2 separate regions of the Mus musculus genome follow, and region 2 is linked to region 1. A link is a loop called in an ENCODE intact Hi-C map of the cell type or tissue named here. Cell type or tissue: heart. All regions are shown on one strand.

Region 1 (8,000 bases):
TCAGAGACTAGTGTGTTCAAATACATTCCTTCTAGCAATCACTAACCTGGACCTGTGGTTCCCTGGCCAGAACTCCCTCAGCCATCCTTTGACAACAAGTCCACAAGGGATATCATGGTTCTCCAACTGCACATGCATGGATACCAGCGCCTCATCCTCAACCTCTTAAAACCGAATTTAATCAAAGGAGAAGAAAATTTTCCAGACCGAAGAAGCAGCACAGTCAAAGGCCCAAAGGACGGCCAGAGCTGTATTGCTTAGAAGACTCAAGACCGAGTGACTATTGGCCATCAAATGGATGGTGTATTAGATCTCCATAACACAAAGACCAGGCTGGGCTTAGTATCTGCAAGAGAGTTTCTAGGTAAACTGAGGTGGGGAAAAAGTCATTCCAAGTTTGTGGGTGCTACAATTGCATGGGCTAGGGCCTCAGACTAAATAAAAAGAAGGAAAGAATCCGAGTACCAGCCTTGGTCTCATTTTGCTTCCTAACTGTTGGCACACTATGACCAACTGCCTCATGCTCCTGAGGCAAACACCCTGGCACTGGCTGGGCCTTCCACCTTACAGTACCCTTTCCATCTGTACTGGGATTTAAGAGCATCCACCACCCATCCATCCCCTTCGTCTCGAAAATGCTTTGCTTCCATTAGAGTACTTGCTGGTCTAGCCTGGGCTAGCTGTGTTCCACCACTGTTCCCTAAATCCTGGCAGCAGGATGACTGGGATACCCTCCCCTAGAGCTTTTCCAGTAAGCTCCTGGGTTTTAACCTGCTTGACCAGGATAGGTCAATCACAACACACACACACACACACACACACATACACACACACACACACACACACACACACACACACACACACACACACACCGTGTGTATGCCCCAACAATCTAGAACAGCCTTTCCCTTGAATTGAGGTAGCACACTCCTCCTACCTGGCAAGAGGAAGAGCGGACCACCATAATCACCAGCCCAGTGTCCATCCTCAGCCTGCAGCTTGGCATAAAAGGTTACTCCATTCAGGGCCCCCTCATGGGCTGTTTGCGCTTTTGGTAAGTCCGTGAAATAACTTCTCTGTGAAGAGAGGGAAGAGAGGAGAGTTGAGGGTGCCCGCCGCTCCAAGGAACCCTCGTCATTCACAAGCCAAGTCAAAGTGGTGACTCTAAATTAAAATTTTCAACTGTTTTAATCTGAAACAAGACAGGGTAGGACAATTTCACCCCATATATAATAAAGAAGCAATTCCATGTTGTCACAATTTCCCTTCCAGCCATTAATCTATAAATCTCTTCAAAACTTCATGTCTTAACTAAGCCCAGCACAGACCACAGGGAAGGCAGGGTACTGATGCCCAACTGATACTGGGACTCTTTCACAAAGGACCCACACAATAGCATAGGCGTTGCTCAGAGAGAGATCTTCCCAGCGGATGGCCAAGACTCACAGGAAGCCTGTGAGCTAACTAACTGCTCCATGATTAGCTGTCCATCATCCATGCACCAACACACACAACCAGAAAATCAGGTCCTAAGTATTTCATCTTGTGGATCCAAACAAAAATCACACCCATCTTTGTAATTCTCCTGCAAATCAAAAGTTAAATATCAAAGTGGAATGCTCAAAATGAAACCAAATTAGGGCAACTTCTTCCACAGGTCTCTGAGGTGGAGGGACTTAAATAACGAGGGTTGCTTCTACTCCTGTCTCCGGAAGGAGGTACCACACTTTTTGTTGTTTAGATTGAATTGAGGCAAACACTCACAAACACTGACCCACATCAGCAGCCCTCTTCTTTATTTATTTGTTATCATTTTTGAGATAGGGTCACACTACGTAGACCTGGCTGGCCTAGAACTTGCTCTGTAGACCAGGCTGGCCTCAAACTCACAAAGATCTGCCTGCCTCTGCCTCCTGGGTGCCGGGATTAAAGACCAGCACTACCATGCCCAGCCTCTTTATTTTCTGAGACAAGCTCTACTCAGCTGCCCAGGCAGATCTTAAACTTTATCCTTGTCACAGCCTACTCAGCGGCTAGGATTACAGGTATGCCTGCCGGGCCCAGGTTCATATCTGTTTTAAAAAACAAAAAATTATAAGCCTTATTATTAAAATAAAAAGAAACCTGCAAATTAATAAAAACATCGCACACCAAAATTAACCAAACACAAAGTCTACTCAACTTAATGACCTTGGCATTTGAAAAGGGAGACTGTGAAACTTTCCATAAAATGATGCACTTTCAGTACCCACTATATTTTATGCATTAATCTATTGCCCAAACCACAAAGCCCATGACAGAGTTAGAACTAGAAAAGCAACTAGCTTTACATCTTCTTACATAACTTGTGAACTTTCCTGATCCTCTTATAGTCAGCTTTTCCTCATATCACACTATACCCACATATACATTGGTTTACACATATGCATATATTACTGGCTGGTTGCCTGTTTTTTAAATAAGGCTCTCCACTGTTTCAGAGCTCTGGCTCAGGAAGGCACGGTGTAGGCTGATCAGTGATGGCTTCCAGTCTTGGGATGGAATGGTGCTTTCAGAATCACATCACTTACTGTGTCCAGTCCCAAAGAGTGGGCCTCTAGCCCGGTCTGCTCTCGACCAGGGTCGTCCTCCGCTTGATAATAAGTCCATCTCTGCCGACCCAACTCATTCTGGAGCCGCCAGCGGGTGAGATCGGTGGCGGGCTCAGTTTTATAGGGTCCCCCACGACGCCGCAGACACCTGAGGGGACCAGCGAGAGGAAGCAGCCTTCCTTAGACTCCGCCCAGGTGGGATGCCTGCAATCCAGGCATGCAGAGCCACCAGCCATGCCACCCTGCTGTCCAGACACCTTCCCTGCCACCGCCCTGCCGCGTCCCTCGCAACACCCGCGGGAAGCCCAGGGTCCGCGACTCACGTGCCCTCAGTCATGACAGCACTACTCTCTGCCACCGCTTGCCAGCCCTTTACCTGACAGCCTAGTGCACTGCGCAGGCGCGAGCCTCGGCCGACCGGAACTACTGGGTGGGCCGATGCGAGCTCGGCCAATCAGAGCATCACCAGGTGGGCACGAGAGACGCACCGCGACCACAGTGGCTGGGCGCAGGGCCGCCCGACGCCGCGAGGGCACCAGGGGGCGTGGCTGCGGGGCGGGAAGCGCTTTGGAGGCGGGGCCTATGAAAGAGGCCGGCCTGTGGGCGAGGACGGCCTGTGGGAGGGGCAGGCCCGTTGGAGGGGCGGGGCGGGATGGGGGGCGGGGCCGGCCCCTCTAGATCCTTATTGATGACAGCCTTGGACTTCTGGTCTGGGTGTTCTGAGCCGGGATACCTACAGGGTTGGTGAAAAATGGCCCCTCCGACATGCAGGAAAGAGGCCGCGGAAACCACGAGTGCTTCAGAAGTACGGAAGAGGCATGAGTGACCTGAGGTGAAACTAGCGTTGATCCGAGGCACCACATGGACCATCATGGGGCAGGGGCCTTGACCCGAGTGAAGGGAGGAGGAAACTATGATGACACGTAGTTGGGAAGAGGGTCAGAGTAGTGTTCTCAGAAAGCGGGCACAGGCTCCTCACAGGGAGCAGCTGCAGAGTGTGCAGAGGGCTGTGTCCTGACTCCCATTAGCAGGTAGAGTTCCACTTCCCTAGCCACAGCACTACTCTCAGGATACCTGGAGCTTGGAGTCCTACAAGTTAAAGGGGGAAAAGCCTTGATTATGTTTGACAGTAGAGAGGGAAGCAGGAAAGCCTGTGGTATGCCGGCAGAATCTAGTAGAGACGTGCAATGAAGAACATTTGAACAGATAGTATTTGAGAAGCATTGCTGGCATGCAGGAATGACGACCAGAGATCAGAAAAATATAATTCCAAGAACTCCCAGCGGTACAGTGTGTCCTACAGAGTGCCGACTTACTTACAACTACCCAAACCCGATAGCCTCCCTGCACCTAGCCCTCAAAACGCTGCCAAGGAAGGGGCCATGAACCACAAATCAGAGAAGGAAGAAGTAAGAGGCAAAGAACACTCACACACCTTCCCTAGATGGAAAATCGGAATTTTAGATGGCTAGTCAAGAACACTAACCTCTTCTTTGCCCAGTTTAGAAACTTGTAAAGATATAAGACAAGGCATTTTAACTGAGCCTTGCCTCAGACTATTGATTTGGGGACTGGAGGCCAATACTTAAGTCCAGTGCGTAAGAGCACTTGCTGCTCATTCAGAGGACCTGGAATTGGTTTATAGCACCCACATGGTGACTCACAGCCATCTATAACTTCAGTTTTAAGGAATCTAATGCCATTTTCTGACCTCCTCAGTCACCAGGCATGTGTGAGATGTAAGTACATACATGCTGGTTAAAACACCCGTACACATTAAGTTTTTAAAATTCACAATAGAAAAGTCAGTTTGAGCTGGGCGTGGTGGCACACGCCTTTAATCCCAGCACTCCAGAGGCAGAGGCAGGCAGATTTCTGAGTTCAAGGCCAGCCTGGTCTACAAAAGTGAGTTCCAGGACAGCCAGGGCTATACAGAGAAACCCTGTCTCGAAAAACAAAAACAAAAACAAAAAAGCCAAAAAAAAAAAAAAAAAAGTCAGTTTGAACAGGGCTGGCTAACTGCTTCATAATGACTGCTTTTCCCTTACACATGTCTCAGCTTCTAAGCCAAGCGAACAACTGAAGCCTTTGGGAGCTGACCCACCAAGAACCATGTAAGCACAGTATGCCAATAAGAAGACCCAAAAAACGATGCCCAGGGAAGCCTAGCACACTGGATGCTGTTCTCCCAAATTCACTAAACAAGCCACTCTCTTTCCCTGGAGAAAAAAGCTAGAGTGTTTTCCAGGGAAGTCCTTTTTGTGTCAGAACATGAAAAATTGGAAAAAAAGAATTCTGGTCCGTACGGAACCCCAGACTTGAATGGCAAAGCTAGACAGATGGCAGAGATATCAGCTGCAAAAGAAGTTAGGTTGATATTTTCCTGGACTAGACATCCTATGAATAAAGTAATATGCTTTCTAATATCTAAGGAAGAAAAGTGTGAAATCCTCCTGCCAATTCACATAGATGGATTTCTAGAGACAGTTGTAAGAAATGTTTGTCACTGCTTGGCTTGTACCATATTGAGCTTATTCTATAAACTAAATACAGAAGACTCTAGGGTTTGGGACCTGGACAACTGGGTGTAGAGTGAGCTTCCATTGACAAGGAAGGCAATGTTCTTAGCTATATGAAGATTGGGAAAGCCTTGGCTGACAAAGACCCTGGAGCCTAAGGGTTTCAAGACAGGCCAAGGGGAAAAGCCTTATCTGTATGTAGAAGTTAGGAAAGGTCAGAGGAGCTTGGAAATTTCACGGAGAATTCATTTTGACAAATATTAGGCATCCGAGTTTAAGTAGTTTTAAGTAGACTGGTATTCAGAAAAGAGAACAAGGCTAGATAAAGAAATCTGAGAGTCATCGGGTGGCATTTGAAATCATGAGATTCGATAAGATCAACTAGAAACTGAACAGAGAAGCTCGACTTTCCTGGTCCATCGAGGAGGAAAACTAAGGGACTAGGGTCAAAGAAAGCAAGTGAAGCCCTGAAGGGAGTACAAGATGGAGTTGATGGCAATCGCTGATTAGATGTGGGGGAAGTGATTAGTTACTGACTCTGGGGAGACTATAAAATGGGGTTGATGGTACTTGCTGATTGGACGTGGGGAAATGATTAGTTACTGACCTAGGAGCTGCCTTAGGAGTCAGAGATGACAGGAAAAGAAAGATATTTCTATTTAAAAACACCAGGCTGGACATAGATGTTGATTTCTGTTTCCTGCCCATGTCCCAGTCCAAAGACAAAGACATTAAAAACCCAGGACAGAAGTGAAAAGGAACGGGGGAGAGGGGAGGATCCAGAAGGGAGGGAATGAGGGGTGGACTCAATCAAAACACACTATATGCATGTTTGAAGCTCTGGATTTTAGAAAATATTTTAAAGAAAATTATAAAGACTAGAAGTAGATGGAGGAATGACTGATTCGGCAAAGCAGAGAAAATGAAAACCTCTATGTGTAGATAAAGCCAGCAAGAAATGACAGTTCTCGCCAGGGAACGAACCCTTGAATTAACAGAGTCTGGAGGGAGCAGTGAAAACCTTGAAGGAACATTATCATAGGGTTTTTTTAAATTTATTTATTTATTTTATGTATGAGTACACTGTAACTGTCTTCAGACACACCAGAAGAGGGCATCAGATCACATTGCAGATGGTTGTGAGCCACCATGTGGTTGCTGGGAATTAAACTCAGGACCTCTGGAAGAGCAGTCAGTGCTCTTAACCGCTAAGCCATCTCTCCAGCCCCCCATTATCATAGTTTTAGTGTTCTGACTGGGTGGAAGCCTTGAGCAGCTGAGTAAAAGGCAGATGAGGCATAGCTGGATATCATCAAAACCAGAGAAATTGAAAATTTGCACTCGTAGGGGAATCCAGTCCTCCCTCTCACATTCCAACAGCTAGCCTGAGACAGGAGTCAAGATTTCTCTAAGGCAACTGGTCTGTAGTGCATTGGGCATGGTGGCACGTGGGTATAATTTCAACACTTCAGAGGCAGGAGAATTGTGATTCTGGCCAGCCCGAGTTACATAGCATGATCACCAGAGGGAAAGACAGAGGTGGGAGGGAGGAGAGAGAGGGAGGGCAGGGAGTGCTTTGATGAGATAGCTCAGTTCTGTGCCTGGCTCACAAGCTCAAGGGCTAGAGTTTGGATCCCTGTCATCCACATGTAAACCAAACCGAGTAGCACATCTCTACAGACCCAGTGCTGGAGGAGCAGAAGCAGAACAAGTCGTTAGCCAGCCAGCCTAAAGGAGATGGTGAGCTCAGGGTCAGTGAGAAACCCGGTCTCCAAAAACAAACAAGCAAACAAGGAAGACTTCCTGGTCCACATCTGACCCTCATACATGTAAGGATGCACGCGTACACATATGCACATACTCACATGAACACATGCACACACAAAAAGAAGAAAAGACCTCCAGGCATTGGGGACTAGTAGAAAAACTAGAGAAATCCTCAGTGGGTAGACTTTGCTCCCTGATTCAGAGCTCCATTGTCAGCATGCATGAGCAAGCAGTAGAGGGAAACCCAGCAAGAACCCCTCCCTCTGCCCACCCATGGACATGAAGCCCAACAGAACCATCAGACGTCTGTGTCTCGGCATTACCTCACTAAACTACAAGACAAGTGCCAAGAAAAAGCTGCCCAGGGGACTCCTCATTTTAAAGCTATTATGTTTAGAATAAGTTTGTTTAATAGTAATATAAGTTAGGGAAAAAACCTAATCGAGGGCAGAGAGTTGAGACATTTGAGAATACCATGGACAGAAGTGATGTAATACAGTATTTTAAATTTTAACTTCACAAATGTATATGATGTGTTTTGATCATACTCATCCTCACTTTGTGCCCCAATTTCTAGAAGTCCACACACCACCCCCAGAAACAATCTTAAAAATTTGAAGAAAGGGCCTGCAAGACGGCTTAGTGGGTATGGGTAAAGGCACTTGTTGTACAAGCCTGGGTAGAAGAATTGACTACACAAAGTTGTCCTCTGATCTCCATATACACTCAGTGGCATGCATGCCCCACACATCACACACACATCACACATCACACACACACAGGAATAAAAAAAAAATAACTTTAAATATTTTTATTAGATATTTTCTTTATTTACATTTCAAATTTTATCACTTTTCCTGGTTTCCCCTCCAAAAACCCCCTATCCCCTCCCCTCCCCCCCCGCTCACCAACCCACCCACCCAACTTTAAATATTTTTAAACCTCTTTTTTTGTTGTTGTTGTTTTTGTTTTTGTTTTTCGAGACAGGGTTTCTCTGTATAGCCCTGGCTCTCCTGGAACTCACTTTGTAGACCAGGATGACCTCGAATTCAGAAATCCACCTGCTTCTGCCTCCCGAGTGCTGGGATTAAAGGCATGTAAATCTCTTTTCAAGAAACAAGAC
Region 2 (8,000 bases), 61 kb after region 1:
AAAATGAAAGTTATGAGAACATGCATTCTCCTTTTTAAGTTCTTATTAGTTTCCTCTTTCTGTATGAATACTTAGAAAAATAACAAAGATATAAATTTACACAAGGTGAAATCATATAGCCAATGCTACAAACCCAACAGTTTTTTCTAGGGAATAGGATCATGACTTTTTCTTCTCTGTATTGTTTGAATGTTTAGACTAACCATGAACTTAGCCAAGTAATACAAAAGCAAAAGCAGAAAATTCAAGTTTGAAAAAGTATTATGCAAGCCAGGTGGTGGTGGTGCACACCTTTAATCCCAGAACTGGGGAGGCAGAGGAAGAGGCAGAGGTAAACAGATCTCTGAGTTTGGGGCCAGCCTGGTCTACAGAGTGAGTTCCAGGTCAGCCAGGGCTACACAGAGAAACCCTGTCTCAAGAGGGAAACAAAGTACTATGTGTCTACAGTGACTCTCAGACCTTTCAGAGGAACCAGACTCCACAGGCACAGCTCGGTCCTCCCCTGCAGCACCATACTCTCCAGAGAACTCAGACCTGCACACGCCCAGGTTAGGAAAACAAACTATGTCATCCCGACCTCAAGTGAAGAAGAGATTCTTAAAAAATCATTTCAGAGCTGGGCATGGTGGCGCATGCCTTTAATCCCAGCACTCGGGAGGCAGAGGCAGGCGGATTTCTGAGTTTGAGGCCAGCCTGGTCTACAAAGTGAGTTCCAGGACAGCCAGGGCTATACAGAGAAACCCTGTCTCGAAAAAAAAAAAAAAAAATTTCAGGGGGCTGGAGAGATGGCTCAGTGGTTAAGAGCACTGACTGCTCTTCCAGAGGTCCTGAGTTCAAATCCCAGCAACCACATAGTGACTCACAATCATCTGTAATAGGATCTGACAGCCTCTTCTGGTGTGTCTGCAGACAGCAACAGTGTACTCATATACATAAAATAAATTTTTAAAAATAGTAATTTTAGCAAGCATGCCTAGGAATGGGTTTCATATGGCATTTCATACGCATGTATCATTATACCTTACTCTAATTGGTTCCCTTCCCTTACATCATGCCCCGGGCCTCTGCTGGCTATTTACCTATACCCCTACACCCCCAAGTCTCCCTTCTGTTTCCACGTCACATGTCCATTATCCTCTTTATCAACCTTCCCTTTAAAATCTCGTCGTCCTCTCAAACTCCTTCTCTATCATGATCCATACCCCACACAGTCACACAAATCTAATTCTGAACCTAGAATGAGCTATTTAAAGAGAAAAGGAAAGCTACGTGAGTGCTTTCCCTACCATCTATCAAGCAAGTGACTTATGGCTGAAAAGGGAAAAGAGTTTGCAAGTGACGACGTTGGAGCTGGAGAGATAGACAGGCAGCAGGCAGGAGCACTTGCTGCAATTCCAGACGGAGGCCTGCGTTTTATTTCCAGCACCCACATGGTTCCACCCATTGTAAAATCATCTGTTACTCTGGTTCTAGAGGATCTGATGCCCTCTTCCGACCTCTATGGGCATCAGACATGCAAGTGATGCAGAGACAAACATGCCAGCAAAACACTGATACACAAAAATTAAAAATAATTTTTTAAAAAATGTATTTTTCAAGTGACCAAGTTGAGGACTGAGAACACAGGCTCAGAGGGGCGGAGCTTGCATCTCCTGCTCAGAGCCCTGGGTGTGATTCTTTGCAATGCAGAAAAAGCGACAGGCAGCAGGTTCTCGGGAGTACTCACGTGGTCGAAAAAATGAATCACGGCGAGCTTCTTGCTGCGTCTGGTGAAGACCCGCTGGACTTTAGCGATTTTGCTGAAGTGTTTCTCCAGGATGGCTCTGTCGTTGAGGTAGTCGGGGATGTTCTTGCACTGGATGGCTGTGAGCTCTAAAGAAGACACGCCCCCGAGGCTGTAGATCCACTCTTCCCTTCGCTTACTCTGGCGCACAGACTTTCCCCTGAGAGAATCTGGAATTTAGAGAGCAGACAAGTAAGTCTGTCAGGGACAACACTTCCAGGCAAAAGGAGCCACCACGGGATAAAAGCCAAGATCGTGGGACTTAAAATCAAGTGACCACAAGGGACCTCACAAGAGCTCGGCAGCACACTTTTGTGGCACACACATGTTTAGGACTCACCTTCTTTCTCATCTCTACTTTCTTCTTCCTCTTTAGTCACAGCTGGAAGGCGGGAAGGTACCATGGTGGACTGACTCCCTCCTGGGACGGCCGCGTGGTCACTTTCCCCAGGTTCCGCAAAGCCACTCTCCTTGGATTCCTTGCTGCCCAGGCGGCCTGCCTCTTTATTGCTTTTGAAGACCTCCTGTATTGTCCGGCCAAACAAAGTACCTCCCCGGGGTCTGTTGAGGCGGACTGGCCGTTTATCTGGGGGATGGTCGCCCCTGGACAGGGGATCAGGGTCTTCTGCTGCCTCGTGGCAATGTCTCCTCGGGGAGCGATCCTGGTCCTCTTTCCTCTTTAATCCCTTCATGAGGGTGGGAAGTGGCTCCACCTGGGAGATGGCTTCCTCACATCCTTGGCGGAGGCTTGGTTTGTTAGCTGGGAAGGGCTCCCCCAAAGATCCTGGTGACGCTGTGGGGAAAGTACTGAAGCTACTGTTTGAGCTTCCAAACGCTGACGTAGAAACCCTCTTCTCTTCTTCTACATTTTGGTTAGACAAAGGAGAGGCAAAGGCAGGAGTATTACTAGTAACTGGTTTCGAAAAGATAAAACTTGAGCTAGTCACCGAACTATTTGTCACCTGTGGGAAAGAAAAAGGGGTCAGGCCTCCAGACCCGCTACCAACGGGATGGGAAAATGTAAAAAATCCAGAAGAAATCTGGCTCTGGGTTTTTTCTGGCTCTGACTCAGGCCCCGGTATCGGTTTGAAGACTGCATTTTCCAGAGGTTTAAACTTGAATTCCGTCTTCCGAAAGCCAGAACCTGCTACTTCTCCGGTTTCTGGCCCAAAAGTAGCGCCACTTGGGAAAACCCCAACACTAGAGGTTGACTTAAAGCTGAATGCCGTATTGCCGGGCACAGAGGAACTCGAAGTAGCTGCGAAAGAAGGTGTGGATTCGAGACTAGAGAAGAGTCCCACACTTGAGGTTTGGGTGAGTCCAAATGCTGGCAAGGAGGAAGAATGGCTTCCTCCAGAGGGTGTTGCAAAGCTTGGTACTTGTGAAAACGCCAGGCTCTTGCTGGGTGTGCTGTTCTGTCCAAAAAGGGAAGGCTGGCCAAATCGAAATGGTGATTTAGTCTGATATGTTCCCGTGGTGCTGGAAGATACCGCAAAAGCACTGGGCTGCTGCCCTCCGAAGGGGTTCACCGGGTGCATCTTCAAGCCAATTATCTGAAGGCAATAAATATGGACTATACACAAGTAGCTCTCCTCTTTAAATTATCTGTTGCCAGGGGAAGCTCTCCTTCATCCTCAGGATGACCTGGAAAAAAAAAAAAAGGTTAGGACATCACAGCATATTTTGCTCCAACTCTTAAATCACAGAAATTCTAAGACAATTATTTAAAAGGCAAGGGCACAACGGGCCGCCGACCACTCACAGATCAACAGGTTTTGGACACAGGGTATTAGAAATGGATTATGGTGTAAGGGAGGTTTAAAGATTTTTTTTTCTTTTTCTTTTCATTAAAGACAAGGTCTCGTAAAACGGGCTTGGTGGCGCATGCCTTTAATCCCAGCACTCGGGAGGCAGAGGCAGGCAGATTTCTGAGTTCAAGGCCAGCCTGGTCTACAAAGTGAGTTCCAGGCCAGCCAGGGCTATACAGAGAAACCCTGTCTCGAAAAACCAAAAAAAAAAAAAAAAAAAAAAGACAAGGTCTCGCTTAGCCCAGGCTTGCCTCAAGCTTACTACAATCAAGCACAACCTTAAGTTCCTTTCTTCTGCCTCGGTCTCCCTTCTGCTGGGACCACAGGTGTGCTCCAGCAGGCTTAGGTGAAGCCTGATCCGTTATGATTAAAATAAAAATGCAAAGCATTTTATTCAATTGATACCTTCTCGGGGAAAAAACAAGCAAACAAACAAACAAACAAAACCTCAGTAATAAGACGGGAACACATCACTTATCAGATTCTTGCGATCTCCAAGGCAAAATAAATAAATAAATAAATAAAAACACAAAAACCGTAATTTAAAATGTTACTGCTTTGGGTTCCTACCATCTCATTTTTCTCCCGGTAACTCGAACTTGCGATGCCCTGGTCTAGAAATAATAGCTTTTTATCCCCGATGCTTAACACTCCGGAAGCCGGCCGCTAGGTTAACAGACGCCTTCGAGCGAAGACTAGTGAAGGCCTTCAGCAACTCGGCAAAGACACAAGGGACAGCGGAGGCCGCGGAGGGAGGAGCAAGTCCGCCAGATACGGCCACTGTCGCCAGCGCTTGTGCTCGCCCACAGTCTGCGTGCAGCCTCTACCGGGCCCACCGCACCGCAACAAACCGGCCACTGGAGCGGGCTCTTGGGTGTGCGCTACGGACATCAAATTTGTAGGACCAACTTCCGGTCCTCCGCATCCGGCTTCCGCTCTCTGGGGTGTGCTGCTGCTGATCTTCCGGCAGGCGGCCCGCCAGACCCCCGACCTTCTTCACGGTCGGATTCGGTAAGTGCACGGCGATCCCGCATTGTGCGGCGTGGAAGCCCCTCGTTCGTGCGTGGATCCTCCAGCCTGAGTGCCCGAGAGACGCTGGACCCACAGCGACCCCATTTGCTCACCCACACTCATCCTCACCTGGTCCTGCACCATTGCAACCGCCCCAAACCACTTGCCTTATTCTGCACGTTGTGCCCAGTCTACCCTGTTTATTAGTTTCCTAGGGTAAATAAAGGTGATTTCCCTTAGCATTGCCACCAGATAAATCCCATCAAATAAAGTTTTATTGTGAGCGCGTGTGTGTTTTTACATAACTTATCACTCTCTAGTAGTTACGGGTCTTTTCTCGAACTTTAACCACAGGTTCCTTCCAACCATTTTTTTTTTTTTTTAAAGGGCTGGGTGTTCTTCCCGAAATGAGTTTGGTGATTAAAAATCTGCAGCGGGTGGTCCCCATCAGAAGAGTGCCACTTCGCAGGAAGATGGATTTAGTCAGGAGTATCTTAGGAGTGAAGAAATTTGACCTGGGGATCATCTGTGTTGACAACAAGACTATTCAGAACATTAATAGGATCTACAGGAATAAAAATGTCCCAACTGACGTGCTTTCTTTCTCATTTCATGAGGTAAATATGTATACCTCATATTTAAAATAAATATATATGTATGTATATATGTTCTTCTCGTACAGCTTACCTTCCTTCCAGAATAGTTCCTGTTAATTACATTACAGATCTGGTTATCTTTGATTTTGAAGTTTTCTGGAAATGCACTGAAGTCTAGCCTGGTGTGACTGTGCATGCCTTTAATCCCATCTATCCAAGAGGCAGAGGCAGTCGAATCTTTGTGAGTTCAAAGCCACCTTTGGTCTGCCTGGTTAGTTTAAGGCCAGACAAAAGCCACATAAGAAGCCCCTTTCTCAGCCGGGTGGCAGTGGTGGCACACACCTTTAGTCCTAATGCTTGGGAGGCAGAGAAAAGCAGATCTCTGAATTCAAGTCCACCCTGGTGTTACAGAGTGATTAACAGGACAGCCAGGGCTACAAAGAGAAACTCGGTCCAAAAAAAAATCCTCTCTATCTCAAAAACAAGCAAATAAAAAACAGAAATGAAGCAATATGACATAGACCCATTAAGTATGTCTAGCCCTAAACATCACAATTCCTCTATGCAGGGACCACTCTCACTAACTCAGTGCCCTCAGGAAATTCAAATAAGAGTGTCTGCAGTTTTAAGTGTACCTCAGTAGTAAATGCTTGGACAGAAAAGTAAAAACTGGTAAGCATTATCAACAGATTCCCTTGCGATAGATAGCTACAAGGAACCACATTGTCTAAATAGCTTCCCCCATTGTTAGCAGAAGAAATGGGAATACTCCTTTTGGGGAATGAATTGGTAGTAAATGGTGCTTCAAAGGATAGAAAAGAGAAGGAAAGAGCCAAGGATGCAGGCTTAACCCTGGAAAGTTAAGCCTTGTGATTGTGGCATAAAATAAGGTCAGGCACCCGTGCAGAGTGGGCATGGTGGTCAGGCAGAGACAGGACAGGACTCGAGGTGTGCGTTGGGAGAGGCTGGATGCAGTAGAATCAGTGTCGCCTGCTTCTAACTGCAGACAGGATTGGGCTATAGCCCGCACAAGATGGGTAGAACAGAGCCCAGCAGAGGGGACTGAAGGTCTACAGCATGTCTGAAGAGGCCACAGCTAATGAAGGATTTGTTTCTGTATATATATATATAGTGGATTATAGCATACACACGTTTCTTCCCCTGTCAAAGCAAAGTTCTTTCTGCTTTTCTCTTTTTTTTTTTCCACCCTTTGGTTTTTCGAGACAGGGTTTCTCTGTGTAGCTCTGGCTGTCCTGGAATTCACTTTGTAGACCAGGCTGGCCTCGAACTCAGAAATCCACCTGCCTCTGCCTCCCAAGTGCTGGGATTAAAGGCGTGCGCCACCACGCCCGGCTTATATGTAAGTACACTGTAGCTGTCTTCAGACACTCCAGAAGAGGGAGTCAGATCTCGTTACCGATGGTTGTGAGCCACCATGTGGTTGCTGGGATTTGAACTCCGGACCTTCAGAAGAGCAGTCAGTGTTCTTACCCACTGAGCCACTCTCCAGCCTGTTTCCCTTAACAGGAAAAAATGGCAGGCACACAAGTGGGGAAAGAGTGTGATTGTGTCCATATGCCAATTCAATGATATTGAATGTGACTTTGAGAGGGGTTGGGGGGGTGAGTAGATAATTTGATAAAAACAGCACGTGAGGGTCACTGTGTGATAACTGCATTCCACCCCCTCAGACTCTTTGATGGTCCTTAGCCTTCATTATGCAGCTTGAGCATCCTGTGGTTAAGAGTCCCGTGCCCTCTGCTAAACAAGTGAGCCAGGTCCTTGTAACCTGGTGATGTTTCTCCTTTTCAGAATCTGAAAGCTGGCGAATTTCCTCAGCCACACTCACCGGATGATTATAATCTGGGAGACATTTTCCTAGGGGTGGAGTACATTCTTCAGCATTGCAGAGAAAGTGAGGATTACTGTGATGTCCTGACGGTAAGTCGGGTGCGGAGCCACATACGCTCGCAAAGGAACTTCAAATGAACCTTAGAGAAGGTGGAAGAGGAGACTCCTGGTAACACACGAGCATCCACACATACCACTTGTATTGATGGGACTGGAAGCTCCAGACTTGAGGGAAGGAGAACACACTGGGGGGGGGGGGGGAAGCCTGGTGTCCCCAGGGACTTCTTCAGCTTTTATCTCTAGAAATGGGACCATGCTTCCCTAATTGAAATTTGCTGGATTGGCTTCTTATTACACTACCCAGAACAGAACAGGAGCCTCCACACTTCAGAGTTTGAAGGCAGGAGGGGAAACTAACAAGAGACGCGATGTACCAGTGTTCAGTAGAAGAGCTCCACTTTGGCAGAACACCCACAGCCTTGCTGTCTGTGGGCCTCCTAGAGTTGAAGAGTGACCCAAAGCAGGCCCTGGTGGTGACCCAGAGTTAAGGCCTTGGCCTTGACTGTCTCCTTGATCTCGGATAGTGCAGCCTGTGCTATACAGAGTTGGGGAAGTTATAATTCTCTGCTGTGAAGGAAGTGGCCCAGAGCCAGCAGCGGCACTGCCAGTTGACATAAAATAACACCTCTGCTTTAAAGGAAATAAGAAACTAGTTTATTCTGAGCCAAATGAGGGTGGCTACTGAAGCCAAAGAACAGATTTGGGTTACTGTACAACATGGAAGGGGTTGTGTGAACTCTCATAGTCCCGGAATAGACAAAAGGCACATGTCACCAGTGACTTCAGTGCAGACGTTAGACAGACAGTATACAGGGAGGTGGTGGCAATTCTGTAGGTTTCCCACACAACCACTGAGTGTCCCTGGCTTTAGGGATGGCCGAGGCTAGAAGT

The links. Hi-C counts contacts between places; a loop is a spot of excess contacts. Peaks named below come from ENCODE experiments on the same cell type or tissue, not always from the same donor. Only the 100,000 strongest peaks of a DNase experiment are listed, where the experiment ranks them.
Region 2: a loop joins it to region 1, with 2.0 times the contacts of the local background. A loop is called at or near these places in 2 of 42 quality-filtered maps.

The regions. Positions count from the first base shown.
Region 1 is chr10:76,526,589-76,534,588 of GRCm38, reverse strand. It overlaps Lss (lanosterol synthase), which reads right to left and starts at 2,984. Exons shown (of 22, transcript NM_146006.2): 1 at 2,915-2,984; 2 at 2,571-2,739; 3 at 938-1,076. The coding sequence starts at 2,928. In heart, a CTCF peak has its summit at 3,123 (motif pointing right); a DNase peak (open chromatin) is centred at 3,058; H3K4me3 peaks cover 1,832 bases; H3K27ac peaks cover 1,439 bases.
Region 2 is chr10:76,465,376-76,473,375 of GRCm38, reverse strand. It overlaps Ybey (ybeY metallopeptidase), which reads left to right and starts at 4,262. Exons shown (of 5, transcript NM_172550.4): 1 at 4,262-4,602; 2 at 4,990-5,219; 3 at 7,011-7,139. The coding sequence starts at 5,010. It overlaps Mcm3ap (minichromosome maintenance complex component 3 associated protein), which reads right to left and starts at 4,474. Exons shown (of 29, transcript NM_019434.3): 1 at 4,162-4,474; 2 at 2,124-3,427; 3 at 1,727-1,953. The coding sequence starts at 3,321. In heart, a CTCF peak has its summit at 4,529; a DNase peak (open chromatin) is centred at 4,515; H3K4me3 peaks cover 1,834 bases; H3K27ac peaks cover 1,306 bases.